2 separate regions of the Homo sapiens genome follow, and region 1 is linked to region 2. A link is a loop called in an ENCODE intact Hi-C map of the cell type or tissue named here. Cell type or tissue: PC-3. All regions are shown on one strand. Links, peaks and the distances in the headings refer to the core of each region. The heading gives the core; the rest is flanking DNA.

Region 1 (11,700 bases), core at 3,619-11,618, 75 kb before region 2:
TCTCCAGGGTCAGTCCCTGGATGGGTGGTTACCTCCCCTTCCTCCACCCTAAGCCCTGGGGCCCTGAAATGGGGTGGGAGGGCAGGGGTGGGAGCCCTCCTAGTGGGTTTGGGGGGTTGGGTTCCTGAATGCACCATAATCGCTGTATGAAATATTAAAAAGTCTAAAGTGAAAAGCCTGCTTGCAAATCCCTGTAGGGGTGGAGGGTGGCCGAGCTGGGGTGATTATTGGGACCTTGGAGAATTCATACCTCATCACCACTGTCTAGGAAAACACTGGGAGTGGGCCAGGGACACGTCACGACTATGAAAAAGGCATCTAAGGTATTGCATATGTAACAGTAGAACATGGAGTTGAAGCAGGTAGGGCAGGCTGAATGGTGTTGATGGGTTGAGAAGCAGAAAGGGGAGTTAGATTTGCCCAGGAATATGAGGAAGCCTGATAAGAGGGTGGAGGCAGGGAAGTGGAGAGACGATGTTTGAAAGACACTGGACGGCCCAATAGAACCATGGATGGGAAGATGAGGCAAAGGCCCAGTATGGCCATCTGACTAGGAAACCATGAAGAGGAGGGAATGTTCAGGACGGTAGGGGGTAGATTTTGGACCACTGAGTAGGTAGAGAAATCCTTTAATACATGGATCAAATTAAGCAGTGGGGCCATAGATGGACCTGGAAATTTCAATTATTAGTGTCCAGGAAGTAACAGAAACCATGGGCATGGGTGAGAGAGTTTGCAAGAGGCCAGGGATCAATGACACAACCTGGGGTTTGCCCTCAGATATGAGGATAATTGAAACTTATTTTCTTTGTCCTGTGAGTTCCAGCCCCAGTCCCACCATCTTGGGCAAAGCCAAGGATTGTTTTCTAAGCAGAAGAGGGGGTGAGCAGGGCCAGGCAAATACTGCAAGTAATGGCAACCCTAATTAAGTGGCTGTTTACTAAAGCCCAGTGGTGGGGGCCCATGAACTTCTAATCACTCTACTGTGTGTGTTTGTTTTTTGAGACAGAGTCTCTGTCGCCCAGGCTGGAATGTGGCGGCACAATCTTGGCTCACTGCAACCTTTGCCTCCTGGGTTCAAGCGATTTTCCTGCCTCAGCCTCCTGAGTAGCTGGGATTACAGGCGTGCACAACCACGCCCACCTAATTTTTTATTTTTAGTAAAGATGGGGTTTCACCATATTGACCAGGTTAGTCTCGAACTCCTGACCTCAAGTGATCCACCCACCTCGGCTTCCCAAAGTGCTGTGATTACAGGTGTGAGCCACCAAGCCCAGCCTCTACCGTGTCTTTCTAAGCACTTTAGTGATGTTTCAGCTTGCAGCCTCATGGTGCCATGATGACTGCCATGTCCCCAGAGATGGAAAAGCAAGCAGGGAAGACAGAACACCTTCCTTACCTGTCTGTGTTCTTTTAACGGCTGGAACTTCCACAAGCTCCTCAGCAGACTTCCTGTGCCATTTCTTGGCTAGAATCAGATGACATGGCCACTTCTGGCAGCAAGGGAGGATGGGAAAAGGAGGGCCTTGCAAAGGGGGACAGGATTGCCAGGCTGGATTTAAAAGGTCTAGAACTCACCCAACTGCTCTGGGAAGTGGTAGGGTCACTGGTGTGGGCAGAGGTTGGCCTCTGGAAGGTGGAAAAAAAAAAACGGTCTAGGGCTGGGAAAGGAGGTCTCTTGGATTTACCTGGCTGCCCAGATAAATGGGGAGGGGGAGTCTGCAGAGGGGCAATGGGGAGAATCAATTCAGAGAATCTGACAAGATTCAACTGGGCTTGAAGAGCAGCTATCTGCCATGTGTCTGACTCAACTCAAATGCCACTTTCTTTGGGGACCCTTAAGTGAAAGGCCTGCTCCCTTTCCTCACCCAGAGCTTACACAACTGAGTTTGTGACCCCTCATCTATGCCAGGTCTGGGCTGGGGGCTGGAATCACAGTAATAAAGACACAATCCCTGCCCCGCAGAGATTAACTGAAAATAGGTAAATTATGAAATTGTGAGGGGGAAGGGAGGTTCGAAATTAAAGTCATCATCAACGGGGCTGGCAGCCCCAGCAGAGGAAAGAATAGCATAGCCTAGAGCAGTGGTTCTCAACCAGAGACATTTTTCCCCCAAAGGACATTTGGTAATGTCTGGAGATACTTGGTTGTCCTGAGGGGTACTACTTGGTATCTAGTAGGTAGAGGCCAGGGATGCTGCTACATATCCTGCAATGCCCACAACAAAGAAATGACAGTGCTGAGGTTGAGAGACCCTGGCCTAGTCCAAGGGTTCTCAAACTTTGGGTCTCGGGATTCCTTTATGTTCTTAAAAGTTTAAGATATTCAAAAGAGTTTTTGCTTATGTCATATAGCCTCTGGATTCAGAAGCCTCTGGATAATCACACTGTACACCCCTGAGAGAATGAGAGTGAAAAAGTATTGTGAAAATAGTTTTCATTTTGTGAAACCCCAAGAGGATTTTTGGACCGGTAGACAGGCTGGGACCACTGGGACCACACGGTTGGAGAATGTTTGGCCTGGTGTTTAAGGTCACAGCTCTGAAACCAGATTTCTCAAGTCTAAACTGCAGCTCCACCACTAATTAGCTGAGGGACGTTTCTGGTACTCAGCGTCCCCATTGTTACCCATGGGTGACAAGGACAGTACCTGCTGCCTGAGGCTACTATTTTAGTCCAATAAAGCACTTAAACTGGGCGGACAGCTAGTTTAGTTATGATTGCTATGACTCCAACAAACATAGGGCCTGGGGCTAACTTGTCTTCAACACCTTGTCTAGTGAATAAATCTAGTTCAGGAAGAGAAACAACAGCCCGCAGGCCTCGGTGGGTCTCTGGAGGTGGAAACCTCTTTTGCATTGGGTTTTGATGGTACAATGAAGGGCATTCTGATCAGGCTAACAAAAACACTGCTCCCAGGGTAGGAGTCCTAGCCCACCTCGGGAACCTCAGCCTCCACTTTCCATGCCACCTGTGCCCTAAGTCTACAGGGCGTTAGGACCCCACAAGGCACTTTTGTCTTTCTTGGTTCCCACTGAAGATTTTACCCCACCTAGCCCTTCGACGCGTCTGTGCACGGGGCCATTTCCAATATGGCAGTAGCCCCGCGACTGTTTGGGGGGCTCTGCTTCCGTTTCCGGGACCAGAATCCGGAAGTGGCTGTTGAGGGGCGTCTTCCAATCTCGCACAGCTGCGTTGGCTGTAGAAGAGAACGGACGGCGATGGCGACGGTCGCAGCAAATCCAGCTGCTGCTGCGGCGGCTGTGGCGGCGGCAGCGGCGGTGACTGAGGATAGAGAGCCACAGCACGAGGAGCTGCCAGGCCTGGACAGCCAGTGGCGCCAGATAGAAAACGGCGAGAGTGGGCGAGAACGTCCACTGCGGGCCGGCGAAAGCTGGTGAGGCTGGGCTGCGGTGGAGCCTCGGCAGAGGGAACGGTGGGGGCATTGACAACCGCTGGGGATTCGGCGGCCGAGGGCCGCGGGAAAGCTGCTGCGGGGTGCGGGGGCGGGGGAGTGGCCGGCGGGACAGCGGGCTAAAGGGGCGGGGAAGTGCCTTTGAATGAATCGCAACGTCTGGAAAAGGGGCGGGGCCTGTGTGGTGCAGTCTGACGCCTGAGAACAAAATGGGGTTTGTTGTGATGAGACCAGTTTCGGTCCTGGAGGTGGGGCCGGGCCTGCGTAGTGAAACTGCGTAGGAACCTGGGAAGAAGGTGGGTTCTGCTACATAAGGCGGGGGCGCGGCCTGCGCTGCGTAATGCAACTTTTGGGGGCGAGGAGCGGTTTCCGATTGCTCCGGGGCGGCTGGGAACGAGGCGAGCTTTGTGACGTCAGCAGAAGAGCGGGATGGAGCCGAACGGTCCGAGGGAGGGAGCGGGGACCTCCGTGGGGGAGGGGGGAGGAGCCTGGAGCCTGGGAACGAGGTTAGGTTGGTGACGTGAGCTGAGGGGCGTGCTCTGAGGCCGAGGGACGACAGTGGAGGGGAGGTGGTGCCTATGAGGCAGAAAATGGCGCCTGCGAATAAGCAAAGTTTATGACGCGCCGTGGTTTTTGATTCTGGCGGAAGCCTTCCCGAGTCGAGAGAACGTGCAGGTGATTAGCACCGGAGGGGCCTTCCATGTTTAATTGGTTTTCTGTGTTGGTACTGTTTTGTTTTTAGAATCAAGAAAAAGTCGTTTTTTTAAAAAATAGAATTTTGATAAATCGGCTTGTTTTACTGATTTCTTGCTAAACAGTCCTTCTTGAAATTTACTGCTTCTGAGTTCATTTTATTTCTCGCCGAGTTGCATCTCGTTTTTTAATTGTGAAATACGTAAGACTTAAAAAGATTATATAAAACATTTACGCAGCCCAGATTGACGGACATCCTGTTAAAATAAACGGCCTACACTCTTCAAAAATGTCAGGATCATGAAAGACAAAGGCTGAAGAACTGTTCCAAATTGAAGGAATTAATGCAATTTAACGAGTCATGATAACTAAATGCAACATGTGATCCTCGATTGGATCCTGGAACAGAAAAAAAAATTATTTTAAAAATCAATTTTTTATCATAAGATTATTTTTGTCTCTTTTACTGTAAAAGGCAATGGAAACGTCGGTGAAATTTTATTAAAGTGGGTAGATACTAGTACTACTAATAATTGTGATCATTGTGGCTGTGAAAAATAATATCCTTGTTTATAGGAAATACTGAAAAATTTAGGGATAAGAACGCATCGTGTAAGCAGTTTATTCTCAAATGCCTGAAAAATTAGCATATATAAATTTATATATGGCGAGGGGAAATAAAATTGGGGAGATGTTGGTCAAAGGATACAACATTTCAGTTAGACAAGAAAAATAAGTTCAGATCTATTGTACAACTATAGTTAATAAATTCATTGTATACTTGAAAATTACTGAGAGAAGATTTTACATGTTCTACCACCCCCCAAAAAATAAGTATGTGACGTAATGGATGTGTTAATTGCCTTGACTTAGTCATTCCACAATGTATACATAAGTCAAAACTTCATGCTGTACACTCTAAATATATGCAATTTTTGTCCATTTTAAAATAAATAAAAATACCAAAAAATGCATGTAAAGAAACAACGATTGAGCAAATGAGTAAAATATTAGATTTGGAGAATCTGGATGAAGGACATATGGGGATTCTCTGTATTATTTTTGCCATTTTTCTCAATCTATTTCAAAGTTTAAAAATTAAATAATAAATAAAAACGTGTGAATTCACCATCCATGTTAAGATTCAGAACACTGTCTTAAGAAATCCTTCTGTGCCCCTCCCAGATGGAAATTCCCCTCCTTGCTCCATGGGAAACTGTTATCCTGAATTTTGAGTTAACAGTCTCTTCCTTTTCTTTAATGTTTTACCACAGCTGTATGCATCCCTAAGCGGTATGTATTGTCTAAGCTTTCACTTTATACATATATGGAATACATATATATAAAATTCTACTGGATGCATACTGTGAGCCCTTATCTTCGCATCGGGTAATACATGGTATCCACATGGCATCATTGGTGATGTTAACCTTGATCACTTGGTTATGGTAGTGTTGGCCAGCTTTCTCAACTGTAAAGGTACCATTTTCCTCTTTACATATGCAGTAATTATTTTTAAAACATGTATCATGTCCAGCCATTCCTCAAAATACTCTTAACAGCTTCCCATCTCTTGCAGCGTAGATGCTAAAATCCTTACAATGAATTGCAAGCCTTTATGAAGCTGGTCTCCTGCTTGCATTCTGATGTCTTCCCATATCTCTCCTCTGATTACGCACTCCCTCCCTGTCTCCATCCAGGCCGGCCATATTGGACTCTTGCTGTTCCTCAAACACATCTAACCTTAGGGCTTTTTCGAGTGAGGTTTACTCACTACAGAGTTCTTTAATAACCACACCAGTGAAATGTGTATCTCTGTTACTGGGGAGATGAGTTGAGATTTTCCAAATCGGGAATACAAACCCAAGCCGTGTTTTTCTGCCATTACGTCACACTTTTCCAGCAAGAAAAAGCCTCATTTCATCCTGAGAATAAACAAAATAACCACAGTGTTTTGTAACTCATTTGAAGATGTTCAAAAGGGCCTTGAGGCTTTGATCCTTGCCTCTTCCTACCTTTGTAGCCTTGTGATTGTGTCACTGGTAGGACATGACATCCTGTCATCCTTGATAATACGCTTTAAAATTACCCCACCAGTACTGGGTTTTCTTTTGGGATGATGAAATATTTTGGAACTAGGGAGAGGTTGTGGTTGTACAACATTGTGAATGTTCTAAATGCCGCTGAATTGTTCACTTTAAGATGGTTAATGTTATGTTATGTGAATTTCACCTCATTAAAAAAATTACCACACCAGTGTTGGTTCAGTGTTGAAGCCGGTTTGTCTCTGCTGTCATGGGTATTATCATGAAGCATTTTTGCTAAACTCCACTTTGTTAATGCTTCTCTAGTAAGAGCAAAGCATCTCAAGGTTCTTTATTGCTGTCCATTTTCCATTTTACAGGGGTTTGCTTAAGTGGCCAGGATATATGTGTTTATAAAGCATTTTGAAGTCATGGACTAACCCCAAATCATATATCTTGTATCAGTATTAATATTTGCACCTTCTGTCTTTTGTCAGCTGGCAGATTTGGGTGAGGGTAGTTAATTAATTTGGTCATCACAACTGATTTAATTTCTGGGAGAAGCTTGTATTTTAAGGCAAATTCAAATCTGTAATAATATAGCCTCCTTGGAAATTTTCACTTTTTCCTTTTGTGGGATGAACCATCTTCAAACACAAATCAGACACAAGAGAAAACTAGAAGACAGAAAATAAAGAATTGTTTAGCAACTTTTTTCCATAAGCACATATTTCATATCATTTCAACAAATTTGAGGAAGCACGAATAAACCTAAGTGACTTTAGCAAGATCAGTTGTACCTGTATATACTGGCAGCAAGAAACTAGAAAATTAAAATTTATGATACCATTTATGATAGCATCCAAAAAATTGAATACCCAGCTGTAAATATAATAATTTGGGTGTTATTGATACAGACCATGACACCTTTGTTGTGACTGCCACCTGGCCTGACAGAGATTGTGAGACATCCTGATTTCAGAGATGTTAACAATGATTTTTTTAAAGTGTCTTTGACTTGAAGCAATATGGTAATAATTTTCTGTGAAAAATTATGTAAAATGTCAGTCCTCTATGAAATCTATAGAAGTTCAGCCTGTGACCAGGTCTGGAAGTTTTGCTTACCACTCTACAGCGTGATTTTAATGTTATTTTTTGTTCAAAATCTGCTCTTAAAAAGAAGTTGAGCAGTGCCTACCTTTGCATTGGAAGGTACTGTTAACTATAGCTTTACTGAACAAATTAACTTCATAGACTGGCTATGGAGGCAAGTAAAGCCACAAAGGGTGGATGGTGGTGTGTGGGGTGCAGGGTTGGGTCTGAGCATTGAGCCACCGGCACAGAAGGGTTTGTTTCCCTGGTGTGAGTGATATGGGGCAGGGTCTGTGGGGGTCAGTGCAGCAAAAAAACAAAACCAACAAAAAACCCACAGAAATGTTTGCCTATCTAGGTGACTTGTGACTATTCCAAGATTTGTCTGTCCCTCCATCCTCCCACCTCTCTGATCCTTTCATGAACAAGGGAAAGTTGACATTTTAAAGAATCACATTGATGAGGTTAAATTGGGAGAATCGCTTGAACCCGGCAGGCAAAGGTCGCAGTGAGCTGAGATTGTGCCACTGCACTCCAGCCTGGGCGACAGAGCAAGACTCTGTCTCAAAAAATGATAATAATAATAATGAGGTTAAATTGCTTGAAAACCAGCCAATATAATGTTATGTGCATTTCATCAAATTTGGTTATTTTTTAAAAAGCATTTATTTGAGGCTGCTCAGTATTTGGGATAGCCTTTTATGTGTCAGAAATGCCACAGCAGAACAGGTGTGTGTGTATGTGTGTGTGTGTGTGTGTGTGTGTGTGTGTGTGTGTGTGTTTAGGCAGGAGGAGGTTTATGTCTGTGAGCTTTTATGTCCAAGTCCTGAAGTCCAAGCTGTCAGAACAATGACAGCTAAAATTCATTTAGCACTTATTATATGTCAAGTATTTTCCAAACTTCAGGATTTCTCACAAAGGTAGATTTCAATATAGTTCTAAATGGTTATCCTTGTAGTACATATAAGTTTCACCTTTAAAAGAGAGCTAGTTGAACTGTATACTGAAAAATGCTTGATGGTAAGTTTTATGTTACATGTTTTTATCACAGTTTTTAAGAGAACCATAAGCTCAGGAATTTACTATAAAGCCAAAGTAAATTCTAAATTAAAAAATGATGAACAATAGCAATATGCAGTTCTTTTTTTTTTTTTTTTTTTTGAGATGGAGTCACTCTGTCGCACAGGCTGGAGTGCAGTGATGCAGTCTCGGCTCACTGCAACCTCTGCCTCCAGGGTTCAAGTGATTCTCATGCCTCTGCCTCCCAAGTAGCTGGGATTACAGGCACGTGCCAGCACACCTGGCTAATTTGTTGTATTTTTTAGTAGAGACGGTTTCACCATGTCAGCCAGGCTGGTCTTGAACTCCTGACCTCAGGTGATCCACCCGTCTTGACCTCCCAAAGTGCTGGGATTACTGGCGTGAGCCACTGTGCCCGGTCTTTTTTTTTTTTTTTTTTTTTTTTCAGTATGCAGTTTTTGAAGGAAAACCTTATGATTCTTTTTAGCATTTTAAATTCTTTGCTCCTTTTAAAAGCAGATTTTTCACCATTTATCAAATCTAGTTCTTAGCTGAAGAATTATGCTTCCATTGATAGATCCTTTAGAAACAAACACATAATGAATGGCTAAAGCCTTATAAAATTAGCTGCAGATGGCACATATCTTGAGCCTAACTTAACTGGGTTATCCCACAGACTAATTCAAATGAATCATCTTTTATTCTATAATAAAACCTCATGTTTCCTAGCACTATAAGTATGGATTTTTTGTTGGTTTGTTTGCCATTGTTAACCACATTTTCTGTTTTTAATCAGATTTCTTTTTTAATACTAAGAAGTTATCTAACATACAAATCTGAGTTTCACTGAATAAATTTTGCTTCGAATTTATTTTTATATGATGCTGAAACTTTTCATCTTAAATTATAATGTGTCAATACTTTCAGTCTGTTGGGCATGGGAAGTTGTATAGCTAACCCTCAGCTACCCATGTAACACCCTTGTTACCTGTCTGGGCCCCAGGTTCCTTGTGGAGAAGCACTGGTATAAGCAGTGGGAGGCATACGTGCAGGGAGGGGACCAGGACTCCAGCACCTTCCCTGGCTGCATCAACAATGCCACACTCTTTCAAGGTACAAGGCCTTTGCCTCCTTCTCACCCTAGCCCTGGAGTTCTTGTCCCTTCCGTCCCTACAGATGATCATAAGCCCATTCTGTGTGCTAGGTCACTGGTGGGGTGGCCAGAGTCATTCGTCAGTTTCCTTTGTTGATTCTTCCTCTGCCACCTCCACCCCCGCCCCACAGATGAGATAAACTGGCGCCTCAAGGAGGGACTGGTGGAAGGCGAGGATTATGTGCTGCTCCCAGCAGCTGCTTGGCATTACCTGGTCAGCTGGTATGGTCTAGAGCATGGCCAGCCACCCATTGAACGCAAGGTATAATGGATGGGGAGGGTGCATGGCGGGGAGTGCGTAGTAAGAAAGCCTTGTAGGCCCAGCATGGGTACAGATCCATGTATGCTGGGTAGGTACACATATGTCTGCTCTCTTCCCCCTCCTAGCTCATCATACAGGTATCTTTGTCTGCTGTGTGTGTTCCCCTGTGTGGCTCTCTTTACAGACCATTGTATATGTGTGTTTGTATGCTATGTTTGTAAGGCAGAGTGTGTGCTCCTCTCATTTGAGAGGTCACAGCGCTGTGTCTGTGTGAGTACACCTGTGTCTGCACCCCTCTACTCTTACAGGTCATAGAGCTGCCCAACATCCAGAAGGTCGAAGTGTACCCAGTAGAACTGCTGCTTGTCCGGCACAATGATTTGGGCAAATCTCACACTGTTCAGTTCAGCCATACCGATTCTATTGGTGAGTCTAAGGGTCACGCAATGGGTTGGTGTTCCTAGCTACTAGTCCCAACTCAGTGACTTGAGGTTGCATAGGGTTAAGCTGAAGCTGACTGAGAAGGCACTGGTCAGACTTTGGAAGACCCAGAAGGCATTGGCTAAGTTGGGTGGAGGCACTGAGGGGATCTACTAGAGCCCTGAGGGTATGTGAGCTACATTCTAGTGGCTTACGTGGTGTGGCAGAGGATATTTGCTGGAGATCTCCAGTCTGGAGTGTGGGCCAGTCATTTGGAGACTGATTGAGGACACAGGTATTGGCCAAGCATGTGAGGTCCGTAGGGATGAGTCAGGTATGCCCAGATGGATTGATCATTTTGGGTCTCACAAAGATCTTGAATGTACTCCATCACCCCGCACAGGCCTAGTATTGCGCACAGCTCGGGAGCGGTTTCTGGTGGAGCCCCAGGAAGACACTCGGCTTTGGGCCAAGAACTCAGAAGGCTCTTTGGATAGGTTGTATGACACACACATCACGGTTCTCGATGCGGCCCTTGAGACTGGGCAGGTAAGGGTGGGGAGGGCTTTTCTGTTCAGGTGGACTGGCAGATAGACTCACCTGGCAGTACTCGGGGGAAATGAAGGCTAGGTACCCATAATGTCCTCCATTAATACCTTTCCTTCTTTCTCTTTCTCCAACCCAGTTGATCATCATGGAGACCCGCAAGAAAGATGGCACTTGGCCCAGCGCACAGCTGCATGTCATGTGAGCCCTTGGGGTATCTGGTCCAGAGCGGGGGCGTCCCACAGTAGGCAAAATGATTTAGCCCATGAGCACATTGCACCCCCATGCAGCAGGCCCTCAGCTGACAGTTTCTCATCTAACCCCAGGAACAACAACATGTCGGAAGAGGATGAGGACTTCAAGGGTCAGCCAGGCATCTGTGGCCTCACCAATCTGGGCAACACGTGCTTCATGAACTCGGCCCTGCAGGTTGGGCCATTATAGTTGTGTCTGGCACAGCCACGTGGTTGGGCTTCAAGAGCTGAGGATTGGGGACAGAGCTGGGGTCCTGAGGGGACTACAGGGCAAGGGGTCAGGATGAAAGCTGAGGCCCCACAAGTCTGAAGTGGCACGCCCACGTTCATTCCTGAACTATCAGCCTCTTCTCTCAGCTTGCCCTCATTTTCCCTCTTCTCTTCCCTGTTCCCACGTTCTTCCTTCTCGTGAAATCCTAATGCCTTCTCTCCCCTACTCTCCTGCTCCTCTCTCTCCTCCCTTCCCCTTCTCTCTTGTTTTCCTCTCTCTTTCCTCCTGGCTTCTTTTTGTGTATCCTCACTTTGAACCTTCTGTCTCCCCTCTGCCTCATTCACCTGGTCTCTGGCCTCTGCAGTGCCTCAGCAATGTGCCACAGCTCACCGAGTACTTCCTCAACAACTGCTACCTGGAGGAGCTCAACTTCCGCAACCCACTGGGCATGAAGGGTGAGATCGCAGAGGCCTATGCAGACCTGGTGAAGCAGGCGTGGTCTGGCCACCACCGCTCCATTGTGCCACATGTGTTCAAGGTGTGACTCAACCCTGGGCACCCCCGACCCCCTACGTCTCTTGGCTCTCCTAACTCCCTCTCTCTCTGATGA
Region 2 (15,746 bases), core at 3,647-11,646:
ATGTCCTGCAGGTTCATCCATGTTAGTGCAAATGACAGAATTTCCTTCCTTTTAAAGGCTGAATAGTGTTCCATTGTGTGTATTTACCACATTTTCTTTATCCATTCATGTGTTGATGACACAGGTTGATTCCTTATCTTGGCTATTATGAATAATGATATCATGAACATAAGAGTGCAGATATCATTTTAACGTATTGATTTCAAATCCTTTGGATGTATACCCAGAAGTGGGATTTTTAATTTTTAAGGAACCTCCATACAATTTTCCGTAACGGTTGTACAAGTTTACATTCTTCACAACAGTGTGTAAGGGTTCCCTGTTCTCCACATTCTCACCAACATTTGTTATCTTTCATCTTTTTTAAAATTGTATTTTATGGTCTGGGTGCGGTGGCTCACACCTGTAATCCCAGCACTTTGGGAGGCTGAGGTGGGGGGATCACGAGGTCAGGAGTTTGAGACCAGCATGACCAACATGGTGAAACCCTGTCTCTACTAAAAATACAAAAATTAGCCAGGCGTGGTGGTGCGCGCCTGTAATCCAGCTACTCGGGAGGCTGAGGCAGGAGAATTGCTTGAACCCAGGAGGCAGAGGTTGTGGTGAGCTGAGATCCCACCACTGCACTCCAGCTGGGGCAACAGAGCAAGACTCTGTCTCAAAAAAAAAAAAAAAAGAAAAAAAAAGAAGTTGTAGGGGTCTCACTGTGTTGCCCAGGCTGGCCTAGAACTCTTGGGCTCAAGCAATCCTCCCATCTCAGCTTCCCTAGTAGCTGATACTAAAGGCATCCACTGTTGTGCCCAACTTCGTCTTTTGGATAATAGCCATTCTGGCAGGTGTGAGGAGATATCTCATTGTGGTTTAAATTTGTATATTTTATTATTTTTTTCTGTTTGTTCCCTCTGATTCTCATTTCTTTGTTTCTCTCCCTTTGCCTTCCTTGGGGTGGGTACATGACCATTGTTTTTAGAATTCCATTTTGACTTATTTATATAATTTTTGGGCATATCACTGCTATGATTTGAATGTTTGTGTCCCTTCCAAAAATTCATGTCTAAACTTGATCCCCAATGCAGCAGTGTTGGGAGGTGGGGTCTTTTGGGATGTGTTTAGGTCAAGAGGACTCTGCCCTTATGAACAGATTAATACTGTTAGAAAAGGGCTTCATGGAGGGAATACCTCCCTTTTTGCCCTTTCCCCTTTTTTTGCCATGTGAGGACACAGTGTTCCCCCACTCCAGAGGATGCAGCATTCAAGGCACAATCTTAGAAGCAGAGAGCAGCCCTTCCCAGATGCCAAACCTGCTAGTGACTGGATCTTGGACTTCTCAGCCTCCAGAACTGTGAGAAATAAAGTTTTGTGTTTTATAAATTATCCAATCTCAGGTATTCTGTTACAGCAGCACAGAATGTACTACGACAATCACTTTGTATGGTCTTCTTAGTGATTGCTCTAGGTATTACAACTTGCACGTGTAACTTATCACAGTCCACCGATGTCAGTGTTTTACCACTGTAATTGACGTGGAGGAATTTACTTCCCTTTAGATCCCTTTACCTATCCTATTTTCAAAATGTAATTGTCCTAAGTGTTCTCTCTATATACATTGAAAACCGTATCAAATGTTGTTACAATGTTTTGCTTCAACCATCAAATATGGTTTTAAAACCTCATGAGAGAAAAAAAAGCTCATGAGGAGAGTATTTACTCCTGTTTTAACCCATTCTGTTGTTCTCTTTTCCTTTCTGAAGTTCCAAGCCTTCATCTGTTATTTCACTTCTGTTTGAAGAACTTCCTGTCACCTTTCTTTAATAGCAGATGTCCTAGAAACAAATTTGCTATGGACTGAATTTTGTCTCCCCCAAAATTCATGTGTTGAAGACTTCACCCCCTATGTGACAGTATTTGGATGTGGGACTTTGGGGAAGTAATTGGGTTTAGATGAGGTCATCACGGGCCCTTGTAATGGGATGAGTACCCTTATAAGAGACACCAGAAAGCTTGTTTCCCCTACCCTTCTCTCTCCTCCCACCATGGAAGGACACAGCCAGGAGGCAGCCCTCTGCAAGCTGCTAAGAGAGCCCTTTCTGGGAACCAGATCAGCCAGCATCTTGACTGAGGGCTTCCCAGCCTCCCGAACTGTGAGAAATGAATTCATGTTGTTCAAGCCACCCAGTCTATGGTATTTCGTCATGGTAGCCTGAACTGATTAACACAGGCTTGTTTTAGTTTTCCTTCGCCTGAGAATGTCTTTATTTCCCTCTCATTCCTGAAAGAGACTTTCCCCAATGTAGGACTCTCAGTTGACAGTTCTTTCAGTACTTGAAGAATATCATGCCACTTCCTTTCAGTTTCCCTAGTTTCAGATGAGAACGCCACTGTCATTCTAATCAGTGTCCCCTATGCCTCATGTGTCATTTCTCTCTAGCTGCTTTCAAGGGTTTTCCTTTGTTTTTAGCGTTTAGAGGTTAAATGATGACATATGGGCGTGGGTTTTGTTTGGTTTACCCTACTGGGGTTTGCTCAGCTTCTTCAATCCGTAGGTTTATGTCTTTTGCCCAATTTGGGAAGCTTGGGCCGGGTGCAGTGGCTCATGCCTGTAACCCCAGCCCTTTGGGAGGCCGAGGTGAGTGGATCACCTGAGGTCAAGAGTTTGAGACCAGCCTGGTCAACATGGTGAAACCACGTCTCTACTGAAAAAAAAAAAAAAATTAGCTGGGCGTGGTGGCACACGCCTGTAGTCCCAGCTACTCAGGAGGCTGAGGCAGGAGAATTGTTTGAGCCCACGAGGCAGAGGTTGCAGTGAGCTGAGATAGCACCACTGCACTCTAACCTGGGCAACAAAGGGAGACTCTGTCTCGAGAAAAAAAAATTAAAAAAATATATATATATATATGAAACTTTCAGCCATTATTTCTTCCAATATTTTTTCATCACTACTCTGTTTCTTGTCTACTTGTAGAAGTCCAGTCTAGTGATATAAATCTTAGATCTTTGTTATTGCTCTGTAGGTCTCTGAGACTGTCCATCTTTTTTTAGTGTATTTTGCCCCTGTTGATGAGATTGGACAATTTCTACTGTTCTGTCTGCCAAGTCACTTCTCTGTCACGTTCATCCTGCCATTGAACCCTTTGCATTAGTTTTAACTTTTTTTTTTTTTTGCCCAGGCTGGAGTGCGATGGCGCGATCTCGGCTTACCACAACCTCTGCCTCCCAGGTTCAAGTGATTCTCCTGCCTCAGCCTCCTGGGTAGCTGGGATTGCAGGCATGCGCCACCATGCCTGGCTAATTTTGTATTTTTCGTAGAGACAGGGTTTCTTCATTTTGGTCAGGCTGGTCTCGAACTCCCGACCTCAGGTGATCCACCCACCTCGCCCTCCCAAAATGTTGGGATTACAGGCGTGAACCACAGCGCCTACTTTTTTTTTTTTTTTTTTTTTAAGAATCTCCCTCTGTCGCCCAGGCTGGAGTGCAATGGCGCGATCTTGGCTCACTGCAACCCCTGCCTCCTGGGTTTGAGCAATTCTTCTGACTCAGCCTCCTGAGTAGCTGGGATTACAGATGTGTGCAACCACACCCGGCTAATTTTTGTATTTTTAGTAGAGAAGGGGTTTCACCACCTTGGTCAGGCTGGTCTCGAACTCCTGACCATGTGATCTGCCCGCCTAGGCCTCCCAAAGTGCTGGGATTACAAGCGTGAGCCACCGCACCTGATCAGTTTTAACTTTCATTTATAATTTTTATTTCTATCATTTCTATTTGGTTCTTTTTCTATATCATCTATATGGTGAGATTTTCCTTCTTGTTTTTTTTTTCATTTATTTATTTATTTATTTTTTAACAGGGTCTCACTCTATTGACCAGGCTGGAGTGCAGTGGTGCAGTCACAGCTCACTGCAGCTTCAACCTACTGGGCTCAATTGATTCTCCTAGCTTAGCCTCTCAAGTAGCTGGGACCACAGGTGCACACCATCATACCTGGCTACTTTTTGTATTTTTTGTAGAGGTGGGGCTTCACCATGTTGCCCAGGCTGGTCTCAAATTCCTGGGCTCAAATGATTCAACTGCCTTGGCCTCTCAAAGTGCTGGGATTACAGGCGTGAGCCACCACGCCTGGCACAAGGATTTCTATTTCTTCTTTTGTTTCCAGTTTATTTGTAATTCCTTATTGAATCATTTTTATGATGACTACTCTAAAATCCTTGTCAGATAATTCCAGCATCTGATTCATCTTGTTATTGGCTTCTGTTTCTCTGTTTTGTTTTTTGGCTTTTTTTTTGAGACTGAGTCTTGCTCTATCACCCAAGCTAGAGTACAGTGGCATGATCTTGGCTCACTGCAACCTCTGCCTCCCAGGTTCAAGCGATTCTCCTGTCTTAGCCTCCTGAGTAGTTGAGATTACAGGTGCCTGCCACCACACCCGGCTCATTTTTGTATTTTTAGTAGAGACGGGGGTTTCACCATGTTGGTCAGGCTGGTCTCGGACTCCTGACCTCAAGTGATCCACCCGCCTCGGTCTCCCAAAGTGCTGGGATTACAGGTGTGAGCCACTGCACCTGGCCTGTTTGTTTGTTTGTTTTGTTTTTGTTTTTGTTTTTTTGAGACAGAGTCTTACTCTGTTGCCTAGGCTGGAGTGCAGTGGCACAATCATGGCTCACTGCAGCCTCAACTTAACCTGGGCTCAGGTGATCCTCCCAGCTCAGCCTCCTGAGTAGATGGGACTACAGGCATGTGCCACCACGCCTGGCTAATTTTTCTGTTTGTTTATTTTTTTTTTTTTGTAGAGATGAGGTTTCACCATGTTGTCCAGGCTGGTCTTGAACTTCGGGGCTCAAGTGATCCGCCTGCCTTGGCCTCCCAAAATGCTGGGATTATAGCTGTGAGCCACCCTGCCCAGCCACTATTGGCTTCTATTGATGGTCTCCTTTCATTTACATTGTGATTTCTCTGGGTTTTGTTATGACATCTGATTTTTTATTGTATCCTGGACATTTCGTCTATATGCTAGGACATTCAGGGTCCTATTTAAATCTCTATTTTAGTAGGCAGTCATTCTGTTTAGGTTTAGCATTCAGGTTCCAATGACAATTAAAAAAAATTCGTAGAGACAAGATCTTGCTCTGTTGCCCAGGCTGGAGTGCAGTGGTATGATCATAGCTTGTTGCAGCCTTGACTTCCTGTGTTCAAGGGACCCTCCTTCTTCAGCCTCTTGAGTAGCTGGGACTATAGGCACGTGCCACCATGCCTGGTTAATATTTTAATTTTTAGTAGAGACGAGGTCTTGCTATGCTGCCTGAGCTGGTCTGAAACTCCTGGGCTCAAGTGATCCTCCCACCTCACTCTCCCAAAGTGCTGGGATTACAGGTGTGAGCCACCACACCCAGCCTCCGATGACAATTTTGTTTACAGAGACCTTACAGTGTCCTTCTGGTCTGTTTCATTTGCCTGGTTCCATTAGGGCGTTATCTCAGTCTTTATTGGTGCCAGGGGCAGATGTTGCTTCCCTGGTTCCATCTGGTGCTGCTGGGTAGGGGATGGAAGATGTGGAGTTGGGAGGTGGGAGGACTTTTTTCAGCTTCGGGTGTTGGTAGGCCTTCTGCTCCATTTGCCTTGGTGCTGGACTTAGGAGTAGAAGGTCTTCTCCCCTTCCCCTGGGTCTGCATGATGCAAAGTTTTTTGTTTTCGTTTTTGTTTTTGTTTTGAGACGGGTTCTCACTCTGTTACCCAAGCTGAGTGGAGTGGCACAATCACAGCTCACTGCAGCCTCAACCTCCTGGGGTCAAGCAATCCTCCTGCCTCAGCCTCCGAGTAGCTGGGACTACAGGCACGCACTACTATGCCTGGCTAAATTTTTATTTTTTGTAGAGATGGGGTCTCACAATTTTGCCCAGGCTGCAAAGTTTTAAACAGAGTTTTTTTGTGTGTGTGTGGTTGCACTGCTGCAAATGGCTCAGGGCACCTCATCAGACTTTCACTTAGTTGATCTGTCTGTGAATCAGATCCTGTTAGCCTCAGGAATCTCCATGTATCAAGGCAAGTGCCATATGCAAAATCCCAGGGGGCAGCATGGCATAGTGGCAACTTCTTTTTGCCATAGCTTCCAGTCTGCATAATTGTCAGTCCCTGGCATTCAAAAGGCCCATTAGGCCTGATCGGCCCAAGTGTGATGGCACTCTGTATAGCCCGTTGGATTTTTTTATTCAGAGCACTGCCATCTCTATTAGGTTTTTGTTTAATACAGTGATCTTCTCCACACCCCTCCTCCATCTTGTGTTATTTTACTGATACCTCATGGCTGGGTGGAGGAAGCCAGGTGGACTCCTGCTTGTGTTCTATCCCACAGCTGCTGTTTTAATTGTAGCATTCCTCCATTGAGAACATCTCATATAATCAGGAGAAGGCAGGGCATAGTGGCTCATGCCTGTAATGCCAACACTTTGGGAAGCTGGGGTGGGAGAATTGCTTGAATCCAAGAGTTTGACACCAGCCTGGGCAACATAGTGAGACTATGTTTGTACAGCAAATACAAAAATTAACTGGGCATGATGGTGCACACCTGTAGTCCCAGCTACTCAGGAGGCTGGGCAGGAGGATCGCTTGAGCCTGGGAAGTCGAGGCTGCAGTGAGCCATGATTGTGCACTGCACTCTCCTGGGCAACAGAGTGAGACCCTGTCTCAAAAAAAAACAAGAAAACCAGGAGCAGTATTACACATCTATTATTACAGTACTTTTATTATTTATTTATTTTTTTTGGAGACTGAGTCTTCCTCTATTGCCCAGGCTAGAATGCAGTGGAGCAATCTTGGCTCATGGCTACCTCCGCCTCCCGGGTTCAAGTGATTCTCCTGCCTCAGCCTCCCAAGTAGCTGGGATTACAGGTGTGCACCACCATGCCTGGCTAAATTTTTTTGTATTTTTAGTAGAGACGGGGTTTCACCATGTTGGCCAGGCTGGTCTTGAACTCCTGACCTCAGGTGATCTGCCTGCCTCAGCCTCCCAAAGTGCTGGGATTACAGGCTTGAGCCACTACGCCCAGACTATTACGGTACTTTTAGCAGCATCAGTTCAAACCACTTGAGTGTGTGTCCATCAAGTAAAACATAACACAGTTTGAACAAGTATCCTTCACAGTGGCGAATCCGTGTGGGTCTGCGGCAACCTCAATCCTTGCCTCATAAGAAGAAAGAATTCAACTGAGGGGCATAAAGCAGAAGGAGAGACTGAGGCAAGTTTTAGAGCAGGAGCAAAAGTTTATTAAAAAGCTCTAGAGCAGGAACAAAAGGAAGTAAAGTGCACTTGGAAGAGGGCAAAGTGGGTGACTAAAGAGTCAAGTGCATGGTTTGACCTTTGACTTGGGGTTTTATACTTCAGCATGCTTCCAGGGTCTTGCGTCCCTTCTCCCATGATTCTTCCCTTGGGGTGGGCTGTCCCCATGCACAGTGGCCTGCCAGCACCTAGAAGGGGCCACATGCACACTGTGTTTACTGGAGTTGTACGCAAGCTCACTTGAGGCATTCTTCCCTTACCAGCCGAAAGGTCAGATACCAGTTAAACTCCGCCTCTTAGTGCGCATGATTGAGCCCATTCGCCCAACTCCTGGAATCTTATCAGAAAGCTGCTGTTCACCAGCTTCAGGTGTTTTCTATTTATTGGGAGACCACCTTTCCCTGGTGCCAACCTCAACCAATTACCATTTTAGAAAAACAGTTTAACAACCGCCTGACTGTCACCTGATGGTCGCCTGACATTCCTGGGGGTGGGGGTGGGGGCGCTCCTGCCCTGCTCGTGTCTGCCTGACTACCTACTGTAACAGTATCAACCATGGTGAGGCACCCCTGAGAACCTGAGAGGGTGTCACAGGTTCGATGTGGTCAATCTATTAGGAGCAGGTGGGGGCCAATGCCTAGTGTAATGGGGACTCTGTAACCAAAAGACTAATGGACTAATGGTCTGGCATCCGAATCAGAAATGTAGAGTTCTCTACTTTGTAACAAACAGCATCTTTTCCCCATTTTGGCTTCCAGAGAGCTGAGTATTTTGAATCCACCCCTGCAGATTCGCTATAAGAAACTTTACTTGGCAAGCAGGACTCTGGATTTTGTTGGGGTTGACCAGCTACCCCTGCTGGTGGAGGCGCGACAACACCTTGGTTCGGGCTGTGAGACTAAGGCTTTTTTTTTTTTTTGAGATGGAGTCTCACTCTGTCACCAAGGTTGGAGTGCAGTGGCGTGATCTCAGCTCACTGCACCCTCCACCTCTCGGGTTCGAGTGATTCTCCTGTCTCAGCCTCCCGAGTAGCTGTGATTACAGGCACCCATCATCATGCCTGGCTAATTTTTTGGTACATTTAGTAGAAACGGGGTTTCGTCATGTTGACCAGGTTGTTCTTGAACTCCTGACCTCAAGTGATCCACCCGCCTCATCCTCCCAAAGTGCTAGGATTACAGGTGTGAGCCGCTACACCCAGCCGAGACTAATGCTTTTGAATTGCCACCCAACGGAACATCAGCTATGTAGTGAAAGCTCCAGACATCAGAGGGTAGAGGCACTTGCACTGAGAACTCACCCACTGGTGACAAATGGTAGTAGAGTTTTCCCTATGAGTGCTTTTTACATGTAGCAGTGCCCTAAAAAGAGAAAGAAAGCATGTGTGATCAGACCTGGGCGGTGGGGGGGGGGGGCAGGGTTGGGGGGTGTCTCCCCATTGCCCTTAACTTGGCTTGCAGAGCTCCTCTGTCTTCTCTCCAAAAAGACATTGTGACCTTACTTGGCTTCACGTTGGATGCCAATTTGTCAAGCGGCCAAGCAGTTGTTAAGCAGCAGCACAGTAAAGTTGGCTTGTCACATTTCTTTAGATTCAGCTGGTAAGGAGACAACAAACTCATTTTTATTTTTATTTATTTTTTTTCAGACACAGTCTCACTCTGTCACCCAGGCATGAGTTCAGTAGCACAATCACGGCTCACTGCAGCCTCGACCTCCCAGGCTCAAGTGACCCTCCCACCTCAGCCTCCCGAGTAGCTGGGACTACAGGTATGTGCCACCACGCCTGACAATTCTATTTTTATTTTTTGTAGAGATGGGGTCTTGCTATGCTTCTTCAGCTGGTCTTGAATTTCTGGACTTAAACATTCCTCCTGCCTCAGCCTCCCAAAGTGTTAAGGATTACAAGTGTGAGCCACCTTGCCCAGCCGCATAAGGATTTATTATGTTCACACAGTAAAAGCAAGGTCATTGTGTCATCCCAGAGGATGACACTCAACTAGATGACACAAAACATGCATGGTGGCTCACTTTGTTGTGGATGACCCTCCTCTAAACTACAGCCAAGCCGTCTTAAAAATTACAATGAAGTCAGCTGGGTGCGGTGGCTCACGCCTGTAATCCCAGCACTTTGGGGGGCTGAGGTGGGTGGATTACTTGAGGCCAGGAGTTCAAGACCAGCCTGGCCAACATGGTGAAACCCCGTCTCTACTAAAAATGCAAAAAATTAGCCGGGTGTGGTGGCTCATGCCTGTAGTCCCAGCTGCTTGGGAGGCTGAGACACTAGAATTGCTTGAACCCGGGAGGCAGAGGTTGCAGTGAACTGAGATTGTGCCGCTGCACTCCAGCCTGGGTGACAGAGCAAGACTCTGTTTCAAAAAAAAAAAAAATGGAATTGAGAATTACAGTGAAATCTTCCACTGTACCCTAAGGGGCAGGCCTGCTGAGGCAGAAAGTCCCCTGTGTCATCAGAACCAGAGAGACAGGCTGGGTGCAGTGGCTCACACCTGTAATCCCAACACTTTGGGAGGCTGAGGCAGGTAGATCGCTTGAGCCCAGGAGTTTTTTTTTTTTTTTTTCTGAGACGGAATCTTTCTCTGTCACCCAGGCTGGAGTGCAGTGGTGTGATCTTGGCTCACTGCAACCTCCACCTCCCAGTTTCAAGCAGTCCTCCTGCCTCAACCCCCCGAGTAGCTGGGATTACAGGCACCCACCACCACACCTGGCTAATTTTTGTGTTTTTAGTAGAGACAAGGTTTCACCATGTTGGCCAGGCTGGTCTCAAACTTCTGACCTCTGGTGATCCACCCACCTCGGCCTCCCAAAGTGCTGGGATTACAGGCGTGAGCCACTGCACCCAGCTGAGCCCAGGAATTTGAGATCGGTTTGGGTAACATGGTGAAACCCTGTGTCTACAAAAAAATACAAAAATTAACTAGGCGTAGTGGCATGCACCGATAGTCCCAGCTACTCAGGAGGCCAAGGTGGGAGGATTGCTTTAGCCCAGGAAGTCAAGGCTGCAGTGAGCCGTGATCATGCACTCCAGCCTAGGTGACAGAACAAGACCCTGTCTCAAAAAAAAGAACCAGGGAGGCAGATGAGAAACAGCTTTGTGATAGCTCTTCACAGGACTGCTGTGTTCCAGGCGAAGATGCCAGGGCATGCCACCAGGATTCAGGTGACTGCTCCCAAGCTTTGACTCTGTAGCCTATGCGGAGAAATGCCAGGCTGCCAGGGCACCTGGCTAGAGCCCTCCACATACAATTTATACAATGAGACAGGCCTTATAGCTTAGAATCTTATCAGTATTTATTTATTTATTTATTTACTTATTTATTTATTTTGAGACAGAGTCTCGCCCTGTTGCCCAGGCTGGAGTGCAGTGGCACGATCTCAACTCACTGCAGCCTCCACCTCCCGGGTTCAAACGATTCTTCTGCCTCAGCCTCCCGAGTAGCTGGGATTACAGACGCGCACCACCATGCCCAGCTAAATTTTGTATTTTTAGTAGAGACAGGCTTTCGCCATATTGGTCAGGCTGGTTTTGAACTCCTGACCTCAGGTGATCCTCCCGCCTCGGCCTCCCAAAGTGCTGGGATTATAGGCGTGAGCCACTGCACCCGACCATAGTGACTTTTTGCAAACCCTCAAGGGCTGTAAACAAAACAACTTTCCATTGCCAGAGAATTATATTTAAATCAACGTTACTATCCAAATGTCTAAATGTCTTTTAACACATGGTTACTTGTTTATTTCTTCTCTAATCTTCTATGCAGGATAAATTCAGATTCTTGTCCTCAGGAGTCTGGATTAAAAATATACTTTGTATTGCTGGCAATATTGTCATAAAACTAAATTTTCTTATACGGATACATTAAAAAGCACAGGGAGTGCTGGGCTTGGTGGCTCATGCCTGTAATCCCAGCAATTTGGGAGGCCAAGGCGGGCAGATCTCTTGAGGCCAGGAGTTCGAGACCAGCCTGGCCAACATGGTGAAACCTCGTCTCTACTAAAAATACAAAAAAAATTAATGGGGAGTGGTGGCATGGACCTGTAATCCCAGATACTCAGGAGGTTGAGGCGGGAGAATCGCTTGAACCTGGGAGGCAGAGGTTGCAGTGATCTCAGCTCACGCCACTGCACTGTACTCTAGCCTGGGAGACCCCGTTTCAAAAAAAAAAAAAAAAAAGAACAGACAAAATGAATCTACGGTGCAACAAGTGAGGGTAGGAGCAAATGCTTGGGAAGGACACAAAGGGAGGTTCCGGGGGTGCTGGTGATGTTCTGTTCCTTGACCTAAGCATTGTCACTGTGGGGAATGTGTATTCACTTTGGAATAATTCGGTCAGTTGGACCCATGGGTTGTGTATATATTTTTTTCCTGGCAGGTGAGTGGTTACACACTCCACTCCTTAGTGGATTTTGGCTTCCATGGCTACTGTCCTGCTGCTTTGTACATTTTTCTGATAAAAGCTTCAGTGAAAGGTTTTACAAATCAACAGAAAGAATAAACGATGAAGAGGAAAATGGCCTGGGAAAAAATGATTTCATACAGATAAGCTTCCCAGACGCTCTTGTTTCCTGACTCCCGTCCAAGCGCGGTGGCCAGCCATCTAGGCAGCCTTCCTTAGGCTTTCTCTCGGCTTCTGCCTTTGTCTGCAGCCCTCCTTTCTTTTCACTCCAGGGGCTGTTTATTGATCTCCTTGCTGCCATGCCTTCTGTTCCCATGGTAACGCAGGGGCTGCCCCATGCTGTTATGCACTTTTCTCTCCTAGGCTCAAAACAAGCATTGCAGAAACGGTTCTTTGGAACGTGAGTCCCCCTAGATACTCTATGGAAAGAGAAACCGGTTCATGGTCAAAACAGTTTTCAGGGGGCAGATATGGTGGCTCATGCCTGTAATCCCAACACTTTGGGAAGTCGAGGTGGGAGGATCGCTTGAGGCTAGCAGTTCAAGACCAGCCTGCGCAACAAAGTGAGACACCCCGCCCCCACTACACACACAATCTCTAAAAATAAGTAATGAATGCCCTTACTCTTGGAATTTCCCAGTAGATATTAGCATCTTAAAGGCTCTGCACCTGTTTAACCAAAATTTTCCCTAACTTTTTTGACCCTGGAGAGCCCTCCCACCGCTTTCCCTTTAACATTTGCTGGTGCCCTGGGGGACTATCTTTTGTGGCAACCATTTTGGGAAATGCTGCCCTTAGCCCTTTTATATAACTATTTGATGGACAGCTCTATCTGGATGTCACAAAGATACATCAAACTCATCTTGTTCAAAACAGATTTGATACTGTCCCTGTAATCTTCAGTTCCTACATCTTATCAGTCCTCCAACCCTAGGATTTACTTTCTTCAAATGTCTCTCAACCCCCTGACACATCTCATGCTTACTGCTTTTTTTTTTTTTTCAATGGGGTCTCCCCCTATTGCCCAGACTGGAGTGCAATGGCACCATCTTGGCTTACCACAACCTCCACCTCCCGGGTTCAAGCAACTCTCTTGCCTCAGCTTCCCAAGTAGCTGGGATTACAGGCGCCTGCCACCACGCCCAGCTAATTTTTGTATTTTTAGTAGAGATGGGATTTCACCATGCTGGCCAGGCTGGTCTCGAACCCCCAACCTCAGGTGATCTGCTGCCTTGGCCTCCCAAAGTGCTGGGATTACAGGCATGAGCCACCGTGCCCAGCTGCTCACTGCTTTTTAAAAAAATTAATTTATTGATTTTTATTTTTGTAGAGACAGGGGTCTCACTATGTTGCCTAGGCTGGTCTTGAACTCCTGGCTTCAAGCAATCCTCCTGCTTCAGCCCCCCAAAGTGCTGGGATTACAACCGGGCACTACCATGCCCAGCTAATTTTTGTATTTTTAGTAGAGACAGCATTTCACCACGTTGCCCAGGCTGGTCTTGAACTCCTGGGCTCAAGTTATCCACCCCCCACTCAGCCTGCCAGAGTGCTGGGATTACAGGTGTGAGCCACCACGCCCAACCTATACTCCAATTTAACAAGCTCTGACTTTGCAAAAGAACACCAAGATCTTGGTTCCAGTTGTCAAGAAAAGGTTTCCCTGGGGTCAGGGTGTATGGGCCAGGAGGTGCGCATGCAGCGGGCCTCATAGTACAGGGAACCTGGCTAAGAGTGTTCCCTATTTTTACTTCAGGCCTTGATTACATTTTGCACCTGGACTTCTGCAGTAGTATCCTAAATATCTATCTGATCCCCACTTCTCTCCCCCTTCTTAAATGTACACTTCACACTGCAACGCGACTGCTGGAAATACACCGTGATTATGTTATTCCCACTAGTTAAAACTTCCCATTGGGCCAGGCACCATGGCTCACACCTGTAATCCCAACACAGGGAGGCTGAGACGGGCGGCTCACTTGTGCTTAGGAGTTGGACACCAGCCTAGCCAACATGGCAAAACCCCATCTCTACAAAAAACACAAAAATTAGCCAGGTGTGGTGGTGCGTGCCTGTAATCCCAGCTACTCAGGAGGCTGAGGGAGGAGAATCACTTGAACCCAGGAGGAGGAGGGGGATATAGTAAGCCGAGATTGTGCCACTGCATTCCAGCCTGGGCGACACAGCAAGACTCTGTCTCAAAAAAAAAAAAAAAAAAAAAGAAGAAGAAAGAAAGAAAAGAAAAGAAACAAGGTCGGATGTCGGATGTGGTGGCTCACGCCTGTAATCCCAGCACTTTGGGAGGCCGACGTGGGTGGATCACGAAATCAGGAGTTTGAGACCAGCCTGGCCAACATGTTGAAACCCTGTCTCTACTAAAAATAAAAAAAATTAGCCGGGTGTGGTGGCAGGCGCCTGTAATCCCAACTACTCCGGAGGCTGAGGCAGGAGAATTGCTTGAACCTGGGAGGCAGAGGTTGTAGTGAGCCAAGATCATGCCACTGCACTCCAGCCTGGGCAACAGAGCGAGACTCTGTCTCAAAATAATAATAATAATAATAATAATTTTAAAAAGAAAAGAAAAGAAACAAACCTCCCATTGGCTTCAATGAAAAGCTTGAATTCCATCAGCTCTGAAGCCTCTCATGCCCACCTTCTCTTCCCCTGCCCTGTGTACAGATCACAGAAGGTAGCAAATCTAATCCCACCCTCCACTCACTCTGCCTAGAATTTCTTTATCATCTTTATAGATTAGTAGAGTCAGACCTGGGTTCAAATCCCTGCTTTACATCTTGCTAGCTATGTGACCTCATGCAGAGTATTTCAGCACTACAGGCCTAATTTTCCTCAACTGTAAATTGGGAATCATCATGGACCCAGTGCTTAGCAAAAACAAGCAAACAGGCCAGGTGCGGTGGCTCACGCCTGTAATCCCAGCACTTTGGGAGGCCGAGGTGGGTGGATCACATTAGGTCAGGAGTTTGAGACCAGCTTGGCCAACATGGTGAAACCCTGTCTCTACTAAAAATACAAAATTTAGCTGGGCATGGTGGTGCGCATCTGTAATCCCAGCTACTCGGGAGACTGAGGCAGGAGAATCGCTTGAACCCGGGCGGTGGAGGTTGCAGTGAGCTGAGATCATGCCATTGGACTCCAGCCTGGGCGACAAGAGCAAGACTCCGTCTTAAAAAAATAAAGAAATAGGCCGGGTGCAGTGGCTCACGCCTGTAATCCCAGTACTTTGGGAGGCCAAGGCGGGCGGATCACGAGGTCAGGAGATCGAGACCATCCTGGCCAATACGGTGAAACCCCGTCTCTACTAAAAATACAAAAAATTAGCTGGGCGTGGTGGCAGGTGCCTGTAGTCCCAGCTACTCAGGAGGCTGAGGCAGGAGAATGGCATGAATCCGGGAGGCAGAGCTTGCAGTGAGCTGAGATCACGCCACTGCACTCCAGCCTGGGCGATGGAGCAAGACTCAAAAAATAAAATAAAATAAAATAAAAATAAAATAAAGAAATAAATACAAATAAAGCTGTGGCTGGGCACAGTGACTGATGCCTATAATTCTAGCACTTTAGGAGGCTGAGGCAAGAGGATTGCTTGAGCCAGGACTTCAAGACCAGCCTGGGCAACATAGCAAGACCCTGTCTCTCTAAAAAATACAAAAATTAGCTGGGTGTGGTGGTGTGTGCCTATAGTCCCAGCTATTCGGGAGGCTGAGGTGGGAGGATCACCTGAGCCTGGGGAGTTGGAGGCTGCAGTAAGCTGTGATTGCACCACTGCACTCCAGCCTGGGCCATAGAATGAGACCCTGTTTCCAAAAAAAAAAAAAACAAATAATTTTAAGACTCAACGTTTTGTATACAGTCCTTATTCTAACTCTGAATCTAATATTTAACCAAAAGTTACACATCTCAAGCCAGGTTCACCCAGAACACTGCTAGAGAGGATCGACCACCTTAACCCCACCCAGCTTCAAGCTTTACAAGGAGACCCAAGCTGCACACGGGCCTCTGCTTACGATGCTGAAGAGAAGGTATGTTGTGAGCCTGCATGCCCCTTCACCCTGAGA

Evidence for each region. A loop is a pair of places that touch in the nucleus more often than their neighbours do. Peaks named below come from ENCODE experiments on the same cell type or tissue, not always from the same donor. Only the 100,000 strongest peaks of a DNase experiment are listed, where the experiment ranks them.
Region 1: a loop joins it to region 2, with 5 times the contacts of the local background. A loop is called at or near these places in 10 of 110 quality-filtered maps.

Annotation. Positions count from the first base shown.
Region 1 is chrX:47,229,823-47,241,522 of GRCh38, forward strand. USP11 (ubiquitin specific peptidase 11) reads left to right here and starts at 3,187. Exons shown (of 21, transcript NM_001371072.1): 1 at 3,187-3,397; 2 at 9,248-9,357; 3 at 9,529-9,659; 4 at 9,968-10,085; 5 at 10,483-10,628; 6 at 10,765-10,826; 7 at 10,952-11,054; 8 at 11,455-11,628. The coding sequence starts at 3,222. CDK16 (cyclin dependent kinase 16) reads left to right here. Exons shown (of 16, transcript NM_006201.5): 16 at 1-175. RefSeq lists a cis regulatory region at 2,842-4,064 and enhancers at 3,067-3,116, 3,542-4,125. In PC-3, for the core only: no CTCF peak of the experiment used is centred there; a DNase peak (open chromatin) is centred at 3,719; H3K4me3 peaks cover 1,829 bases; H3K27ac peaks cover 2,029 bases.
Region 2 is chrX:47,304,466-47,320,211 of GRCh38, forward strand. No RefSeq gene overlaps it. Among named protein-coding and RNA genes, the nearest start is that of ZNF157, 58 kb to the right of the region's middle. RefSeq lists enhancers at 7,571-8,071, 7,625-7,919, 12,863-13,500 and a silencer at 8,137-8,196. In PC-3, for the core only: a CTCF peak has its summit at 8,116 (motif pointing left); a DNase peak (open chromatin) is centred at 8,116; H3K4me3 peaks cover 465 bases; H3K27ac peaks cover 540 bases.